Regions from separate parts of the Homo sapiens genome. Here region 1 is linked to region 2. The links are chromatin loops, found by intact Hi-C in ENCODE. Cell type or tissue: sigmoid colon. All regions are shown on one strand. Each heading gives the region's core, and the rest is flanking DNA. Links, peaks and the distances in the headings are about the cores only. Region 1 has its middle 59 kb from the start of PARVA. Region 2 holds the start of TEAD1 (TEA domain transcription factor 1).

What was found. A loop is a pair of places that touch in the nucleus more often than their neighbours do. Peaks named below come from ENCODE experiments on the same cell type or tissue, not always from the same donor. Only the 100,000 strongest peaks of a DNase experiment are listed, where the experiment ranks them.
Region 1: a loop joins it to region 2, with 3 times the contacts of the local background. A loop is called at or near these places in 6 of 110 quality-filtered maps.

The regions. Positions count from the first base shown.
Region 1 is chr11:12,314,874-12,322,873 of GRCh38, forward strand. It overlaps a transcript of MICAL2 not described here. Among named protein-coding and RNA genes, the nearest start is that of PARVA, 59 kb to the right of the region's middle. In sigmoid colon, for the core only: no CTCF peak of the experiment used is centred there; DNase peaks (open chromatin) are centred at 4,011 and 4,358; H3K27ac peaks cover 675 bases.
Region 2 is chr11:12,668,890-12,678,867 of GRCh38, forward strand. It overlaps TEAD1 (TEA domain transcription factor 1), which reads left to right and starts at 5,532. Exons shown (of 13, transcript NM_021961.6): 1 at 5,532-5,945; 2 at 6,520-6,672. RefSeq lists a silencer at 5,224-5,523 and enhancers at 6,359-7,173, 7,174-7,987, 8,171-8,750. In sigmoid colon, for the core only: no CTCF peak of the experiment used is centred there; DNase peaks (open chromatin) are centred at 5,382, 5,982, 6,502, 7,192 and 1 weaker place; H3K4me3 peaks cover 4,325 bases; H3K27ac peaks cover 2,570 bases.

The DNA of each region.
Region 1 (8,000 bases), core at 1-8,000, 350 kb before region 2:
ATATTATAATTATGGTTTGAAACAGTCCTGAATGTGCATGGATTCATGCACATTTTCTGTTTTAGTGGTTCTTCATCTTTTTCTGCATCACAATACTTTCATCTTAGATTGGTTTTCTTCTGCCTGGAGAACTGTCTGTGGCATTCCTTTTAGTGTGAGTCTGCTGAGGATAATTCTGCCAGGTTTTGTTTGAAAACGTTTCACTTTTGCCTTTGTTTTTAAAGGATATTTCTTTAGAATATAGACTGCAAGTTGACAGTAGGCACTGTCTTTCATCATTTAATGATATCATGCCATTGTTCATAGCTTCCATTGTTTCTCTTCAAAGTCAATTGTCAGTCTTATTTTTACTTCTTTGAAATTAATACATATTTGTTAGCTTCTTACAGTATGCTTAAATCATTGATTTTAAACCTTTCTTCTGTTCTAATATAAACAAGGTAAAGCCATACATTTCCCTCTGGGCACTGCTTTAGCTGAATCTTACAAATTCTAATATGTTGTGTTTTCATTCCATTCAAATTGCTTTTAATTTTCTTTGTAGTCTGGGTGACAGAGTGAGACTCTGTCTCAAAAATACATTGTTTTAATTTTCTTTGTGATTTCTTTTTTTGACCTATGGGTTATTTAAAAGTGTATTATTTAATTCTCAAATATTTTGTGGATATTCCAGAGTATCTTTCCGTTATTAATTTCTAATTTCTACTTTAATTCTCCTGTGGTCAGAGAACATGGTTTTCATTATTTCAATCTCCTTAGAACTTTATCAAGATTGTTTTAAAGCCAAGGATATCGTCTAACTTAGGAAATGTTTCCTGTGCGCTTTCAAATAATCTGTTGCTGTTTGGTGAAGTGTTCTATGATGTGAAATAGGTCAAGTTGTTTAATAGCGTGTACAAGTCGCATACTCTTACTTTTGTGTACTTATTCTATCAATTTCCAAGAGAAAAGGGTTAATACCCCTTAGCTATAATTTTTGAATTATCTATTTTTCTTTTCAGTTTGGTCAATTTTTGCTTCATGTATTTTGGAGCTCTGTAATTAATTAATATTTAATTAATCAAGCACGTCTGTATTTTGTTTCTTTAATTTAATCAAGTGTGCACATATTTAAAATTGTTTCATTTTCTTGATAGGTTTACCTTTTATTATGGAATGTCCCTCTTTATCTTTGTTAATATTCCTGGTCCACAAATTACTTTGATACAGCCACATGATCTTTCTTATTGATTAGAGTTATCACACTCTAGTTTTTCTAAATTTTTACTTTTAATTTCTCTTTATATTTAAAATGAATTTATTATAGACAATATATAGCAGGTTCTTGCTTTTTTAAAATCCAGTCTGACAATATCTTCTTTTTAATTGCAATGCTTTGACTGTATATATTTAGTGAAAATGTTGACAGTAATTGTTTCAATACATTAACATGAGATATCTTTTGATTTCTTTGTGTCTTCAATTTCTTTTATTAATGTTTTATGATTTTCAGTGTATAGGTCTTTCACCTCCTTGGTTAAATTTATTCCTAGGTGGTTTTTTTTTTTGAAGTTATTATAAATGAGATTTTTTTCATTCTTTTTCAGATAGTTTGTTGTTCATGTATAGAAATGCTCCTAATTTTCCTATGTTAATTTTGTGTACTGCAACTTTACTGATTTATTATAATAGTTTTTTTTGGTGGAGTTCTTGAGCACATTTATAATAGCTATTTCAAAATTCTCATCTGCTAATTCCCTCATATCTGTCATTTCTGGGTCTGCTTTTATTGACAAATTTTTCTCTTGATTATCAGACTTGTCCTGCTTTTTTACATATCTAGTAATTGTTCACCAGCTGCCAGACTCTGAATGTTACATTGTAGCATGTCTATGTTTTGTTTCTTTAATTAAGGAATTAAATAGGCAGTAAAGAATATTTGGCAGGCAGAAGTAGGGTAACTTGCAGATCACTTGTTTTCCTTTGAAGGCTTGCTTTTAAGCTTTTTTCAGGTGAATCTATAATAACCTTTACTCTAGGGCTAATTCATTCCCCGTGATTTTTCTGTGGTCTCTATCAATGCCTTAAATTTTTGTTCTACCCTGGCTAGGTAGAACTTGAACATCTCTCAGTCCTAAAGAAGCTTTCAAGATTGTTTAGGCTACAACTTTCCAGCAGCTATTTGCCCAACCTCATAGAGTTTCTCTTTATGTATCTATAGTTTACTATAAGCAATAGACTCAAGGGGATTTCTATGCTTAGGTGTGAATTTCTTCTTTTCATAGCTCCCTCTTCTCCAATACTCTGCCCCACGTATTCCAGCTGTCTCAGCCTGCCCAAACTTTCATCTATCTTTTCAACTCAATGAATCTGTTATGCTTTATTTAGTTTCTTCTTACCTGTACTGTGATCTGGAAAGACCCTCTAGGCAGAAAGTTACTGTGATTGTAGGACTTTCCTCATTTGCTTCTGTTCTTGCCTTTATCACAGTTCTGCACTGCCTGCTGTCCAGTGCCTGAAAATAGATGCTTCATGTATTTTTTCTTAATTTTCAGTGCTTTGTGTTGGGAGATGAATTCCAGAATCAGTCATTCTAACACAGCCAGAGTGGAACAATGCTGCAAAGTCTTTAAGATTTTACAAATGAAAAGTGTACTAGGCCAGGTGCAGTGGCTCACACCTATAATCCCAGCACTTTGGGAGGCCGAGGCAAGTTGATTACCTGAGATCAGGAGTCGAAACCAGCCTGGCCAACATGGCGAAACTCCATCTCTGTTAAAAATACAAAAATTAGCAGGGCATGTTGGTGGGCACCTGTAATCCCAGCTACTCAGGAGGCTGAGGCAGGAGAATCACTTGAACCCGGGAGGCGGAGGTTGCGGTGAGCCCAGATCATGCCACTACACTCCAGCCTGAGTGACAGAGCAAGACTCCGTCTCAAAAAAAAAAAAAAGTACTAGAATGGTTGGTTCTGTAATGGAGAGAGTAACAAGAAAAAGACTCAGTGGCAACTATATAACTTCTTTCTTGCCGGAAGTGTAAGAAATGCCTTATCTTTGGAAGCATTTTCTCCTCAATTTCAAAAGAAATTTCAATGGAAATATTTATTTTTTGAAAGTTAAAAGAAGTTTCAACTTAAGTTTATGTTTCTTCCATAAACAAAGGCTAAATAGGCAGTTTTCTAATGTTGCAGTATTGTTATTTTAGATCAGTGATGATGATCACGTGGTTCCTGCTGCTCTTGCTGCTACCAACAATAAGAACATTTACTCAGGCACCGCTAATATACCGGCATTGCGCTAGGCACTTTACACTGATTATCTCCACCCTTCCACAACAATTCTGCAAGTTAGAAATCATGATCCTGAGAAACTCAAGGAGGTAAAATTATTTCCTCAAGGTCATATGCTAAGAAGTGAACACTCAGTGACTGAATTACTCAGTGGTCATTTAGTGGCTAGAAGTGGGAAACAATCTCAGCTCATCAGTAACAATGCTTCCTCCCATTATTATACTGCTCTCTGATTCTATCTTTACCTGAGCTTTCCATCTGGCAAATTAAACCAGAAAACAGGGATGTTTTGCATTATTTTGCTTTGAATAACAACATATGTAAATGTGCTCCTGGAGGCTAAAGCACCCTTATTTTGTCAAACTTGGCCTCTCTCACTAGGGTGAATAGTTGAAAATTTTAAGGAGGAAAAGGCAGGCTGGAGAGAATGTTAGTTGACGTGGAGGTGCTTCTCCTTTCCCCCGACCCAACACCTATTTCTATTCAGACATAAGCAGCCACAGCAAAATAAAGATTAGTAAATTTCGTATCGTGGAGTCCTAGCTGGTCCTGATATTCAGTAATCAGAGTGGGTTAATCCAGCTATTACTCATTAACTCTGCATCATGTTGATGTGTAGGGGCAGATGTTCTTGCTGAGAAGAATAAAAGCCTCCTGTGGCACCTGGAAGACCTTATCACACATGGTCCCCGGCCAGATCACAGAGCGATTCTAGTTAACGTGGGCACTTTGCTGCCTCTAACCATCTACCTCTTGTTCAGAGACTGGCATATCTCCTCGAATTCGGCTCTCCCTTGGGCCCTGTGTTGTTGAGCCATCCCTATCTTAAACTGCCTTTCCTGGCATTTGAATCACCACTTCGATGATGTGATAACATCTGCAAGTTGGGAAAATAAAAATGGCATTTGTTTAGCCATAATTAATGAAATATTTATGTTGCATGAGACTATGTGATAAAACCTTAGGCTTAGAGTCCTTTTGCTTCTGATTACATTTGGGATTTTTTTTTTCTATGACCAGACATTCTGACGCCAGCTCTTTTACACTGAGCAGATGTCATGTAGTAAAAATGGGTGCCAGATGCTGTGAGCCGCAGAAGGGCGATTTGTTTAAGAGCTGGCTCCAACTTTTTTGCATTCAATTACTCTGCAGAACGAACCTTACACAAGCATTTAGGTAACTCAACTAACTTCAGACATGCATTTTAATAATAGATTTTATCTCTGAATGCATTCTGAGCAACACACCATATAAATGGTGTTTAAGGAATTAATTGATTTCTGCATAATACCTTGGTTTTTTCTTTTTTTTTTTTAATGTGAAAAGAGAGCTGCAAAGCTCTTGGCAGGGACCCAGAAATGTAATTAACATGGAGGGCCAAATTTTCAGTTGCCCTTAGGTACTGTTGCCTCATGCTCACGGCAGGTGCAGTGAGGGGAGGGCAGGGAGGAAGGGAATGAGAGTAAGTGGGGGAGGAGGAAGCAGCAGCTTTGGTTCATAAAGCAGGAAATGAAGCTAGCAGTTCATTGAGTTTTTCTGTTCCCATTTCAGACTCCAAGAACTTTCCCCTCAGAGCACAGGTAACAGAGGCTTCCTCTTCTGCCTCTTCAACCTCCTCCTCCTCTGCAGATGAAGAATTTGATCCCCAGCTTTCCTTGCAGTTAAAGGTAACAACACTTGACCAGCCAAAGAGGGCCTTGGCTGGTGGGGGCTGCTTACCATCCAGATTTCAGAACCAATGTGGGCTCCAGCTGCAGTGGTTTCCTTAGGAGGATCATGTTTCATTGCATCTGACAGAGTGCTCTCTTTACCTTGAACACCCAAAGAATTATCTTCTTTAAAAAAAACTTGTAGAAGTTTGCCTTTCTCAGACGCAAATTTGGGAGAAAAAAAAAAGACATATTTACTTGAAACCATTTGGTGATGGCAGCTCTTAAAGTGGGTTTAATATGTGGTCCAACAAGCAAACCATCGAAAACATTACAACAAGCAGATGCATATTTCCCTGGGGGAAGCACAGCTTCATTTAAGAAGCACTAGAGGCAGATTGCATGGAAAATGTTATGTTTATTCTAATCAGAAATATGAAATGAACCATGCAGTTGCATCTAGACATGGATACTCCAAAGATCTCTGCTGTGGAAGGGACAAGCCCCGTGCCAGCTGGGGAGATGGCAGACTTCTTTTCTCAATGAACATTAATGTTTTTGGAGAACTCTTTAAACAACTCTCATATCCATAGATTAAAAAAACACAAACATTTTATATGTTTATAAATGTGTCTGTATGTCACATACACAGAGACAGACATCCCATAACCAAAGCCCATCATTGTTTTCTTTATCCACTGAAGCTGGAGCGTTTTCACTGAGACAGTAGAGTACTTGGTGGGGTGGGGGTGGCAGGGGTTATTGAATGGTTGGACCTAAAATGCTTCCCGGGTAGAAAGAGAAGCAGTTCACTGCTCTGGTAGTGTTTATTTTTTGGAGTAGTGAGGATCTGGGGAGGGAGGAGGAGAACCAAATTTATTTACTTACACTCAACTTTTCTATATCTGGCATTAGGAGATTTGACATCATCTCAAGTCACTCTGGGGTTCCAACTCCCCATGGCCCAGCTTGGAGCAAGGCAGGAGGGGTCTGGGAGGTGTGGTGTGGGGAGGGGAGGAGAGAGGAAGAAAGAGGGAGGGAGAAGAGAGAGAGACAGAGAGAGTTGAGGGAGAAAGATGTATGAATTTCTCATTTCTAACAATGGTGTCCCTGATTAATTCAGTATTCAACACAAATGAATTCCGTGTGTCTTGTGTTGATTTCTGTGGTTTTCTTACTGCCCCTCTCATCCCCTTGAATGACCCTGAGTTAATTCTATATTCAAATTAGGCAGAGATCCCAGCATCAGCCATCTTGACACTCATGGAGAATAAAAGAATAGAATGGCCCAAACATATTGAAATAGCAAGACGGTGGTATTTAGGACCAGTCTCACAAATAGCTCCTTGTTCTCCTGCTGGCCCAGAACAGAGCCCGCCATCACGTCAGCTTGCCAGGTGGTAAAGCATGCCCGCTTCACCTGGCTTCTGACCTGGCCCACTCTTACACTAAGGGAAGCTGGCAAGAAGATTTCTTTTTTCCAAGTTCTCGAGGGCTCACACTGAAGGAAAGAGAGGAGGTTTTCGTCCTCTGGTTTCTTTGTCTCTTCTATCCCATGCAGGTGTGTCCCCAGCCAGGTGGCACGGAGACCATGACAGCTCAAATGAACCTTTGCACAGGAAACGAGGCAGGATGTGTCCTCTTGGCCTCTTCCCTTTGCTTCACCCTTGCTCCCCACTGCCTCTCCTCCCACACCACACCCAGATCTAAGAGACTAAGGCAGGAAGAGACGCAGCAGCTTGTCTTTGATTCTGCCAAGCTTCTGCATCTTTTCTTCCCTAGCCCTTAGCGTCTTTCCCTCTCTGCATCATCACCATCAGTGAGGATATAAGAACTGTGCCTTGTATATGTAAGGCTGTGTGTTTATTAATGAAGCATTCTTCTTTTCTGTATCAGCAACTTTTTAATAAAAGGCAATACATGACTTTCTTTCCTCCTCTAGGTTCTGTTTTGCTGACTCTTGAGAAAGAGTCAGAGTTTGATAGCTTTGCTGCTGGGAAGCGCTAAGACCACATGATGCTGTTGAGGCAATTCCCCCCACCTTTCGCCTGGGAATTGCATTCAGTGGTCTTCATTTAGGGGGAACATTGGCATTTCTTTTCCATAGTCCCACTATGGAAAAGTAGAGTAGGTCCTTGTTGTGTCTAAACGGTATTTGGCACAAGGAAAGGCAGTATAGACCAAATGAAATGTGGATACTAGATTCAGGCTACCTGTGCCTAACTCCTGGCTCTGCCTATTAATAATTGCATCATCTTGTATAAGTTAATTTCCTCTCTGAGTTTTTATTTCCTTACCTATAATGTAAGTGCAATTTGAGGAATAAATGGGATGATACATGTGAAATAATTAGTACAGTATCTGGCATATAGCATTTGGTAAATGAGAGGATTTATTACGTAGGTTAGTATAATGGAAGCTCAAGGGGCAGTTGTTAATAAATGAACTGACTCCATATAGGCTAAGTTAGACAATCTCTGGATGACAGTTACCATTGATCCCCACCACCTCTTCCCTAGAGCCTTTCCAGAAAGATCCTAGCTGCCCCATGAAGAATCCCCCGTCCAAAAGGTCTGGAATCCCCATTCAGAGTGATTGACAGTCAATCTGGTAGTCATCTCATGGAAACAGAGATGACATGATATGGAATAAGTTGAGTTCTGAGAGTAAAATTTTCTTCCAAGGATGAAGATCTTTAGGATTTTAGGTCCTAAGGAGAATTCCAGAAAAATAGCCTGTAGGCACCAAGCTAGCTACGACAATTTTTAAATTTCATATTTATTTATTCCAGCATTAAAAAGAAATGTCTAGCATGCTCTAATCCTCATCCTAGTATACAGAAAGTTGATGTGTATGCTCAGAGAAGGCAAACGAGTAAAAATAGCCCAATTTGAACATTTATTTTGTAGATACAGAATGTCTGTGTGTGTATGTATAATATATACTCCTACACACAAAAATCATAATAGATTTTAGTAAAATGTGATAATCATGCTAATTTAAAATATAATAATATACGAATGCTATAAAAATCATGCTATTAGTATTTACTGAGTGTTCTTCCCATGTCTTTTTCAGGT
Region 2 (9,978 bases), core at 765-8,764:
ATCAAGCCTAACATTCTAGGTTTCTGCTGATTTCCCAGAGATGGAAACACTGGATGAGAACCAAGTTTACAGTGGAAGATTATGGTTTTGGACAGGTTGCTTGAGATACTTTTGAGATACCCAGATGGTGGTATCATGTAAGAGATCAGATATACACATCTGGAGTTCCAGAGAGAGAGAGAGAGAGAGAGAGAGAGAGAGAGAGAGAGAGACAGATGGATCACATGTGCATGTTTGGAAGACAACAGCGAAAAAATAATAATTGAAACCAATGGAGTGAACGAGCTCAGCTGGAGACAGGATATAAAGTGAAACTAGAAGAAAGCCTAAGATCCAGAATTACAAAATTCATGGCTCGCTAGAGGGGACCAGGTCAGTTAAGCAAAATGAGACAGAGCAGCCAGAGAAGTAGGAATTAAATGAACAGAGTGTCTCAGGGAGGTGGTGGTTAATAATGTCAAATAATACAAGTAAGATGGTAGATGAAAGGCCTACTGAACTAACTACACTCATGAAAGGCTAGAACGACCACTGTTTGAATGCAATTCCTGATGGGTGCAGAAGCCCAATTGGAGAGGGTTGAGAAATAAGTAGGAGGTAAATAAATGGAGGCAATGAGGCCAGACAATTCCTCTCAGACGTTTTGCCATGAAAGGGAAGAGAGAGGACAGTAGCTGGGCATGAGGCCAGAACAACAGAAGGTTATTTTTTGTTGTATTTAAGATGGGAAAGAGATTTATTTAAATGCTGATGAAAAGGATCAAGTATAGAAGCTGAAGATCTGGAAGAGAGAGGAATAATGTGTACAGAAAGGACTATGAAAATGTAAGAAGGGATAGGACTCACAACCAAGTGAAGTCCTTGATGCATGGGAGGTATGTGATTATTGATAGTTGTCTTTAGCATGTATTTTTAACTTTGAAAAAAAATTGTGGCTGGGCATGGGGGCTCATGCCTGTAATCCCAGTACTATGGGAGGCTGAGGCAAAAGGATCACTTGAGCCCAGAAGTTCAAAACCAGTAGGGGAGCACACACACACACACATGAAATTGGCCAGGCGTGGTGGTGCATGCCTGTAGTCCCAGCTAATCAGGAGGGTAAGGTGGGAGGCTCACTTGAGCCTGGGAGGTGGAGGCTGCAGTGAGCCAAGATGGCGCCACTGCACTTCATCCTGGTTGACACAGTGAGACCTTGTCTCCCCCTCCCAAAATTGTGAAATATTAATACAATAGTAGAAAAGCGTGTTTAAAATAAATACATAGCTTCATGAATCACAGTGAGCATTCATGATGCAACCAGGCAAAAATAAACATTGCCAGCAGTTCAGAAGCCTCCTTCCTGTGTTTTCCTTCTTCATCACAACACCCTCCCTGTAGTGATGACCACTACCCCAGATTTGTTGGCCATTCTTCTTGTTCTTCTATTGAATTTTTTTCTTCTTTCTAAATATGTATCTTTAACAATGCTGTTAAATTTTCCTTGTTTTTAATCTTTATATAAAAACAATTGTACTATATGGATTATTTCATATTCGTTTTACTCAGTATATTTTAAGGATTCACCCATGTCATTGCATGTAGCTGTTGTTCATTCATTTTCATCACTGTATAGTATTCCATTGTATGATTACATCACAATTCATTTATCCTTTCTGGCACTAGTGGACATTGCAGTTGTTTCTTGTTTGGGGTTATTACAAAAATGTCCAGTGAATATTCTTGCACATGTGTCCTGGTGCATATGCATCTGAGTCTCTCTTTGGTGTATTATTAAGAGTGGGACTTCTGCCGGGTGCAGTGGCCTGCGCCTGTAATCCCAGCACTTTGGGAGGCCGAGGCGGGTGGACCACGAGGTCAGGAAATCGAGACCATCCTGGCTAACACGGTGAAACTCCATCTTTACTAAAAATATAAAAAATTAGCCGGGCATGGTGGCAGGCGCCTGTAGTCCAGGCTGCTCGGGAGGCTGAGGCAGGAGAATGGCATAAGTAAACCTGGGAGGCGGAGCTTGCAGTGAGCCTAGATGGCGCCACTGCACTCCAGCCTGGGTGACAGAGAGAGACTGTCTCAAAAAAAAAAAAAAAAAAGAAAAGAGGTAACTAGTATCATCCTTATTAATACATCTCTCCTTGTCTTCCAAAGCAATATCTTCTGGAGCCAGGTACAACTTTAGGGTCAATTCTAACCCATTGGCTCTGGCTCTCCTTCCTAGCTTCAGGCTGACTCAAGAGTTTGTCTCAGCATGATTTGTTACCACTCAGTAGACCACTGTTTCAGCTTCTTTCTTGGTAAGAACTGGTGGGGGGAAATGAACCCTTTTGTATCATTAGTGATATACATGATTGTTACATCTCCAGGTAAGTCACCCCTGTGGACGTTGATCTTCTGCCTTCATTGCAGTGGGCAGCTAATACAATAGCTAAGTGGGAGCAGCTAATACAATACAGTGGGAGGCTAAGGGCATGAAATCTGGAGCTGGACTGCCCGGGTTTGAATTTTTGCTTTGCACTTACTAAATATATGACCCTGATCGAGTTATTTCATCTCTCCGGTCCTCGGCTCGTTCATCTATAAAATAAGACTAATAATAGTAACCACCTCATAGGGTGGCTGTGGGGATCAAATGAGGTAATATCTGGAAAGTACTTAGATCAGTGCCTGGCATTCCACTGCTTTGATTTATATTCATTTCAGCTTTGGTGACAGTAGAGGTCAGGGGTTATGAATACAGGTTATAAACATGAGTCGGAAGGAATTCAGGTTCTGACTATGTGACCATGGACAAGTTATATAGCCTCCCTAACATCTCAGTTTTTCCCTTGTGTAAACTGGGGGTACTAATTACTACTTTACACAGGTTCTGTGAGAACTAATTGAGATGGCAAATGTAAAATGCCAAGTGCTAAGCATGGACGCAGTATATGGTATCTGCTGCCATTTTAGCGGGTTGCACTTAATGTTCCTGCCCTTAGGTGCTGGGGCCCTAAATCCATGCACTGGTCCTATGCATTGATCAAGGTGGCTGAGGAGAGTGAAAGCATTTGGAAGAGTGGAGAGATGACAATGAGAGTCACTTCCCATTTGTATGTCCTGGGCAGGGCATACTTAGCTGCATGAGACCCAGACCACTTTCCAGGGGCTCAGATAGGTAGGCATCACCATATAACACCAATATAACACCAATAACACACATATGCTGGTAACTAACAGAATACAAGAAGCATATCTGGAGCAAGGAGCTTCAAGGGTCCTAGAGAGGAAATATTTAGTTTAGCAGTCTTCCCGGAGGAAGAGGTTTTTAAGGTGAGTCTCAAAAAATTTACACACGGGAGAAGTTGGAGAAAATACTGGTCAAAAAGTCACTCATGTCATAAAGAACTTTGGATTCCAGGCCAAGGAATTTTTCCTTAATTCAGTCTGGAATGAGGGAGATATTGTATTGCAAAGTGGCTATAAGACAGGAACTAGTCTGAAAGGTGCCCAGGTATACTGGGCCAACAAATAGTGGTTTAGAAACCCTACTAACTGGTTGGCACTGCCATCGAAATTTATCTGGTGCTTTTAGAAGATGACATTTGGAGAGAGATATGCCTAGTACAGTTTTAATGCCAAATTAATTATGTGTTTTCTAACACATTTCCAAAAACCAGTGCCAAGGTGGTTGGGTTCATTATTGTGAACCTCACTGTATTACCTTATCATTGCCTATGAATTAGAAATAAAATGCACTTGTACTTGACTGTGGTGGTACCTACACAAGTCAGGAAATTGCATAGACCTAAACACAGGCACGTACGAATACGTACAAGTAAGACTGAGGAAATCTGAATAAGATGGGTGGATCGTATCAATGTCAATATCCCAATTGTGATACTGTATTAGAGTTTTGGAAGACATTACCAGTGGGGAGAACTGGGCAAAGTGAACAAACGATTTATTATTATTTTTTACAACTGCCTGTTACTCCGATTACTTCAAGAGTTGAAATTAAAAATGTATTAATAAGACTGGGTGCAGTGGCTCACTTTTGTAATTCCAGCACTTCAGGAAGCCGAGGCAGGAGGACAGCTTGAGCCCGGGCGTCTGAGACCAGCCTGGGCAGCATGGTGAAACTGCATCTCTACAAAAAAATTTTAGAAATTAGCTAGGCGTGGTGGTGCGTGCCTGTAGTTCCAGCTATTCGGGAGGCTGAAAAGGGAGGATGGCTTGATTCCAGGGAGTCGAGGCTGCAGCGAGCCCAGATCGCACCATTGCATTCTAGCCTAGGTGACAGAGCAAGATCCTGTCTCCAAAAATAAAATAAAAAAAAAATTAAAAAAAAGGAAAACAATGTATTAGTAAAAGTTATGTTTTGTAGAAATGTGTTGCACTCAGTCACAGTCTAGTCTCCTCAGTTACCCATATATAGGGATATAGGGATTCCTCGGGCACAAAATATGTTGTTATTTAATCCTGAGGCCTCAGCTGGAAAAGAGAGCCAAGTGCCTAGAACGAATGAGGTCCACTGTGCGGGAACTGCTTTGCAGTTTGTTAAATAATTATAACAATCACCCGAAACTTTAGACGGTTCTGTCCCCAGTGGGTCGATTTTACCCGTTTTCTGATTTACCGACTGCGTCTATGTCACTTTTGCGTCACTACCTCCAATGGCAGGGTTAAAATGATTCCTTTAATAATGAAATGAAGTTTCTCAATAATGAAAGGGCTAACTTAAAGTCGCCGGATGCAGCATTTCAAAGTTTAGGAAGTTACTTTTGAAAAGTACAACCGGCAGAGATGAGTGAACTTAGTTTTTTAACTGACTTGGAGAAGACCTTGCTAGCAGGGCAGGTTTATTACGAACTCTGTAATTATCCTTCTTTGCTAAGCTAAAGGTTTTCCTTTCCCAACCGTAAGACAGATTTCGACTTGAGTGAGAGCTGTGAACTTTTATAAAAGTGAAAGGGAAGAGAAGAAATGGCAGGCTGGGAATCTGGCCCGGAGACGGCGTCCACCGCGCTCGAGAGCAACAATCTGCATCACCAGAAAGGCAACTTCTCTACCCTACACTTGCAGACTTCCGCGAGTCCGGGAGCACTCAACGCAGTCACCCGCGCTTCCGCGTCCCGGACTAGGGAAACTGAGGCACGGTAGGCGCGTCGCGCGCAACTCCCGCCTCGGCGCCTGCCCCCTGGAAGAAACCCAGGCTTCCAGAGTTCTTCGCGCGAGCGCAGGGACTTCCAAGCCGCGCAGCTCCCGTCCGCCCCGCCCCGCCCCGCCCCGGCTCGGGACAAAGCCCGGAGCCCGCGCCGGGAGACGGAGGGCGGCTCCCGCGCGAGCCACGCTCCCCCGTGGGCGCGAGACTCCGCCCAGCTGCCGAAAGCCCGCGCCCCAACGGCGAAGCAGCCGCGCCGGTCCGCCCCGATTCCCCATGACGTCACCGGCGGCGGCAGGCCCCGCCTCCAGCCCCGGGCGGCAGGCCGCATGACGTCACCGAGGCCCCACCCCTCCGGAGCGAGTTCGGTCCTGGCGTTCATTTCATTCCTGTCCTCATTCCGAACATTCTTAGCATCGCTCGCGCCGCGCCGCGCCGCCTGAGCCGAGCCGAGCCTCTGCTGCCGCCGCCGCGGCCCCGCCGCCCGCCGCGGGCGCCCACCAAGCACTTTGCAGACTCGCTTCCACCCTGCGGGCCATTCCGCGCGGCGGGGCCCGGGCCCGGGGCGGCCGCGTCCAGGCACAGGCCATGCAGTGACGCCCCCCCACCCCTCCACCTTTGCCCGGAGCGCGGGCAGCAGCCCAGCGCGCCAGCCGGCCCCGGGGCAGGAGCGGTGCTAGGCAGGGGTGGGGTGGCCGGGCCCAGGGACCGGGAGCCGGGGAGGGAGCCGGGCACCGAGCAGAGGGCGGGGGAAGCGGCGCCGAAGTTTGCCTCGGACTCGCCGGGCGCTGCGGTGGCTCCCTGGGCCGAGGTAAGTTGGCGCGCGGGGCGGATGCTGGGGTGCGGGGGGCGCACGGGGCAGCGGGGGGCCGGCGGCGCGTCCCTCGCGGGCCGCTCTTTCTTTGCGGGCTCTGCTTTGTGTGCGACGGCGGGCGGGCACGCGGAGGGCCGCGGCCGGGCCCCCACACCCGCCTCCCCGCGCCCCCTCCGAGGTGAGCGGCCGGGCGCCGCCGCGCGACTTGCCAGGACGCCAAGTTGGGCCGCGCGCTGGGAGCCCGCGCGGCAACAGGCGGCCCCCGGCCGGCCGCGCCGCGCCCCCCGCGCGCCCCCTCTCCCGCCGCCTGCACGCGCACACACGCACACACCCTCGGGCGCCTTGGACGGGGTGCGCTGGGGAGCCAGAAGTTCGGAGCGAGCGCGGGCGGGCAGAGCCGCCGCCTCGGAGCCCGGAGCCGGCCTGCACCCCCCTGCTTTCGCCGCCGCCCCCCGGCGCCGGGTACCCCCGAGGCCGGCCCGGGTCTGCGCAGACTTGTGCCGCTGGCGGGGGGTTCGCTCCTTCTTCTCAAAGATGAAAAAGGGCACGGTCGTCTTTGCCGCTTCTCCAGGACTGTTGCTGCCGCTGCCGCCGCCGCTTCATTGCACATTCAAGTGGAAAATTTTCAGGAGTCAGCAGAAACATTGTGTCCAAAAAAGACTGAGTCGCAGTTACCACCAAACCCAGGAGGAGACTCTCCCTGGAAAACTTCCCTTCCCTTTCGGTAGGAAATACTGGGGGATTTGTTTGTTGATTGGAAGAGAAATGATCCCCGGGGGGGAGAAAATCTGGGTACACTTCTAGTCTTTGTTCGTAACAGCAACACTTGTTTTCAAAAGTCCAGAGTCCCGCTTTAAAGAAAGTTTAACTTCTGTGACTTTTCTTCTTTTTAAAAAAATAACTTTTGTATTTTTAAAAAATCAAAGCAATATTTTTAATGAGTCGAAAACAATGAGGACTCACACCTCCCCTCTCATGAAAATAAATGAAATCCAGATCAGAATTTTCTTTGCTTTTAAATTGCCTTTTTTAAAAGATTTATTTAAAGTTGGATAGTGTCACTATATAAAAATATTTATGAAACAATGAAATACCAGCCACCAGCGTTTCTCAGGAGGCTTGTTAACTTCTTAGAAGCAAGTGGCTTCCTGTGATTTGCAGAAATGAAAATTGACCTCAGTGAGCCCTGGAAACTTAGAGACAGATGATGTTCCAGGAGCAGGGAATGTAAAAAGGCCATGTTTAAAAACAGTGCGTTGGAAGGAGCCCAGGTCTTGGGATAGAAAGGTCTGTTAAGCCTGCCACATTTCAAAATAGTAAAAAGAAATACTAAAAACACTACACGTATTGCAAAGGAGCAGAACCTTATCAGTTCACAACAACCACAGATTTCTTTCTCCCCGCTTTCCACCTTGGTTGTTTTTGGAAGTTCAGGTGGTCTGATGGCTTGGGGTGCGCTGGTTGCCTGCAATGGTTACCTGAGTAGACATATCCCTCCCTTCAGGGAGATGTGATCCACTGTGTAGTCACAGCCGGGAGTGGGCTCCTTTCTCTGCAGGCTGCAGTGAATCTTGCTGGTCTTCTACGGATAGGGGCTTCTCTGAGGCACAGATTGGGGAACAGTCTTCAGGCTACGCCCGGTGCTTCACCCTTTCACTGTTGGGTTTGTGCCCCGCTTCTGTAAACAGCAGGGTCTTCGGGTCCAAGCATATCTGAATGCTTACAAGGACTAGACTTAAATCCAACTTCCTTAGGAATCTTTTCCTCTTTAGAAGGAAATAGTAGAACTAATTACAAAGTGACTCAGGAAAGACAAATGGATTCGTTGAACCTTTTGTCAGTAGTGAGGTTTTGAATTGTTGAATTTTTGGGGAAAGGCTTATTTTTCTAATCTCACTGTTTCCATAAATGGTCACAGATATTTTTCTTTAGTGTTTCTTTGTGCAACTCTATGTTGAACTCTCAGGTTTCAGGTTTTAAACAGTTAACAATTCTTTTATTTATTGTTGGTATAAAAAATGAACTGATGATAAGCTATATCCATTACGGGTTCTTGCTGATGGTATCAAAATGCCAAGGTAGACTATTTTATTTTTACTTTAATGGTAAATATTATTTGATCTGCAGTTTTAGGGGAATATTAGAACTTTTTTTTTTAAAAACGAGCTTGAAACAAAACCAGTATGACACTTTGCTTTGACAATATGGGTAAAGAAAATTATAGGGAAGAATCTGTAAATTCCTCCTCTGTGTGATCCTTTATAAAGTAATGAACTGCGGGGAACATGCCTGAGAGAGATTATTGGAGGGTTGGAGGGTTTTTTTTCTTTTCTTTTCCCAAAACAAAAACCAGGACTCACCATGACATATACTTAATTAAATTTAATTTAAAGGGGGAGGACATCCCAATTTAGTTTGAGCCAGACTGATAGGAATTTCTCACTGAGAGGCTTTTCCTTGCCTTGTGGTACAATGTGTGCCCAGGCCCCAGCAGCAAACTAATTACACATAAGGGCGGGTTTGGGAGGGCAGCCTGGGGGGAGTCGGCTTCCTCCTCCCTTTCCCATTTCCTCTCTCCCCCCACTTACTTTATACAGCAGGAATTATATATTAGTATACTCACTTGGGAGACTGGAGTCCCCTTTTATTTAGAAAAAGGAACAAATAAGTCATAAGGAAAAAAATGTTCGAGTTTTTTTCCCTGCTTGAGCTTCAGCAGTTTATAAACAATTTTGTGTTTTGTTGGTTCTTAGAATACAGAGCAACAATTATGAGGGCATTTCTTAACGGGAACGTTTGGGAAGAATATACTTTTATCATCGGTGTTTAGATCATATTTGTCCTTACATTTTCAGCAGAAAAGTATATAATACGAACAGTTTAAAGCATGTAGATCCCAAATATTAAATAGACTTTTGAAGAAATGAGCTGTGACATTAACAATATTTTAAGGTTGGTTGCTTCAGAAATGGATTGATCTCTCATACGTGGTGGTCATACAAGAGCCTGGGCATTTGTGGGATTACTTTTCTCTCTAATCTCATGTGTTATGTGTTAATTGTGAGCATAATTATGCTGCCTGCAAATGAAAATTGTGTCTTATCACTCAAGGTTGGTGCAAATAACTGTATGTATGATCTGGTGGACTTAAAAATGACCATATTCACATACAGACAGTAGGTGGATAACACTTTTAAGCTCCATTTTAGGCACTTGTACCCAGTAGAGAGATTGTGAAAGGGAAAATAAATAAATATGAAAGCTGTGTTTAGAGGTCGAATCTGTTTAGTGGTAAAACTTTAGGGTCTGTTTTCTCCAAAGACTGAAGAATGTGGCCAAAAGAAGTGTCCAGATTTCTCTGTAGAACTGCAAGAAAATGCAAGCCAACCTTGTTAAATGCGAGCGTTACAGCTGCCCCTTTGGAGTTTAGTGACTGGAACTGCAAACTGCTAATGTCCAACTTTTGGACTCAGCCAGAAAAATATATTGTAAGCTTATTCCCCTTTGACAAACCTAGGCTGTGCTGCTGCTGGGCTGCTTGGGGACAGATTGATGGCTGGCACAATCTTTTATAGCTGCATGGTGCTTTTTCTTATTTTATAATAAGGCATAGATTACCTTGTGGTATTTAAGTTGCATCTAGAGTTGTGTTTGAACCACATCAGTGATACATTTTATTCTTTCATATTCATAAAAGTGATAAAATCAGGTAATTCAGGTCCATCCTACGCACTTCATATTCATGGTTGAGCTTTTTGACAGACACCTTATTTAGACCTTGTTGTATTGCAATTACTTTGTACCTCTGAAATCAGGGAAGTTCTGGGGCTTCCCTCTTCTTGGGATAGTTTGTGGAGTGCTAGTATATTTGGATCTAAATACTTGGAGTGTTTTTCTGTGGGTTTTTATTTTTTGTTTCAAAGCTGTGAACTCTTGAGTGTCCTCAATCTGTAAGATTCTCATTATGAGCTTCGTGGTCCATATTTGAATTTGGAATTGAAATTTGACCATTTTTTCAAATACATTCCAG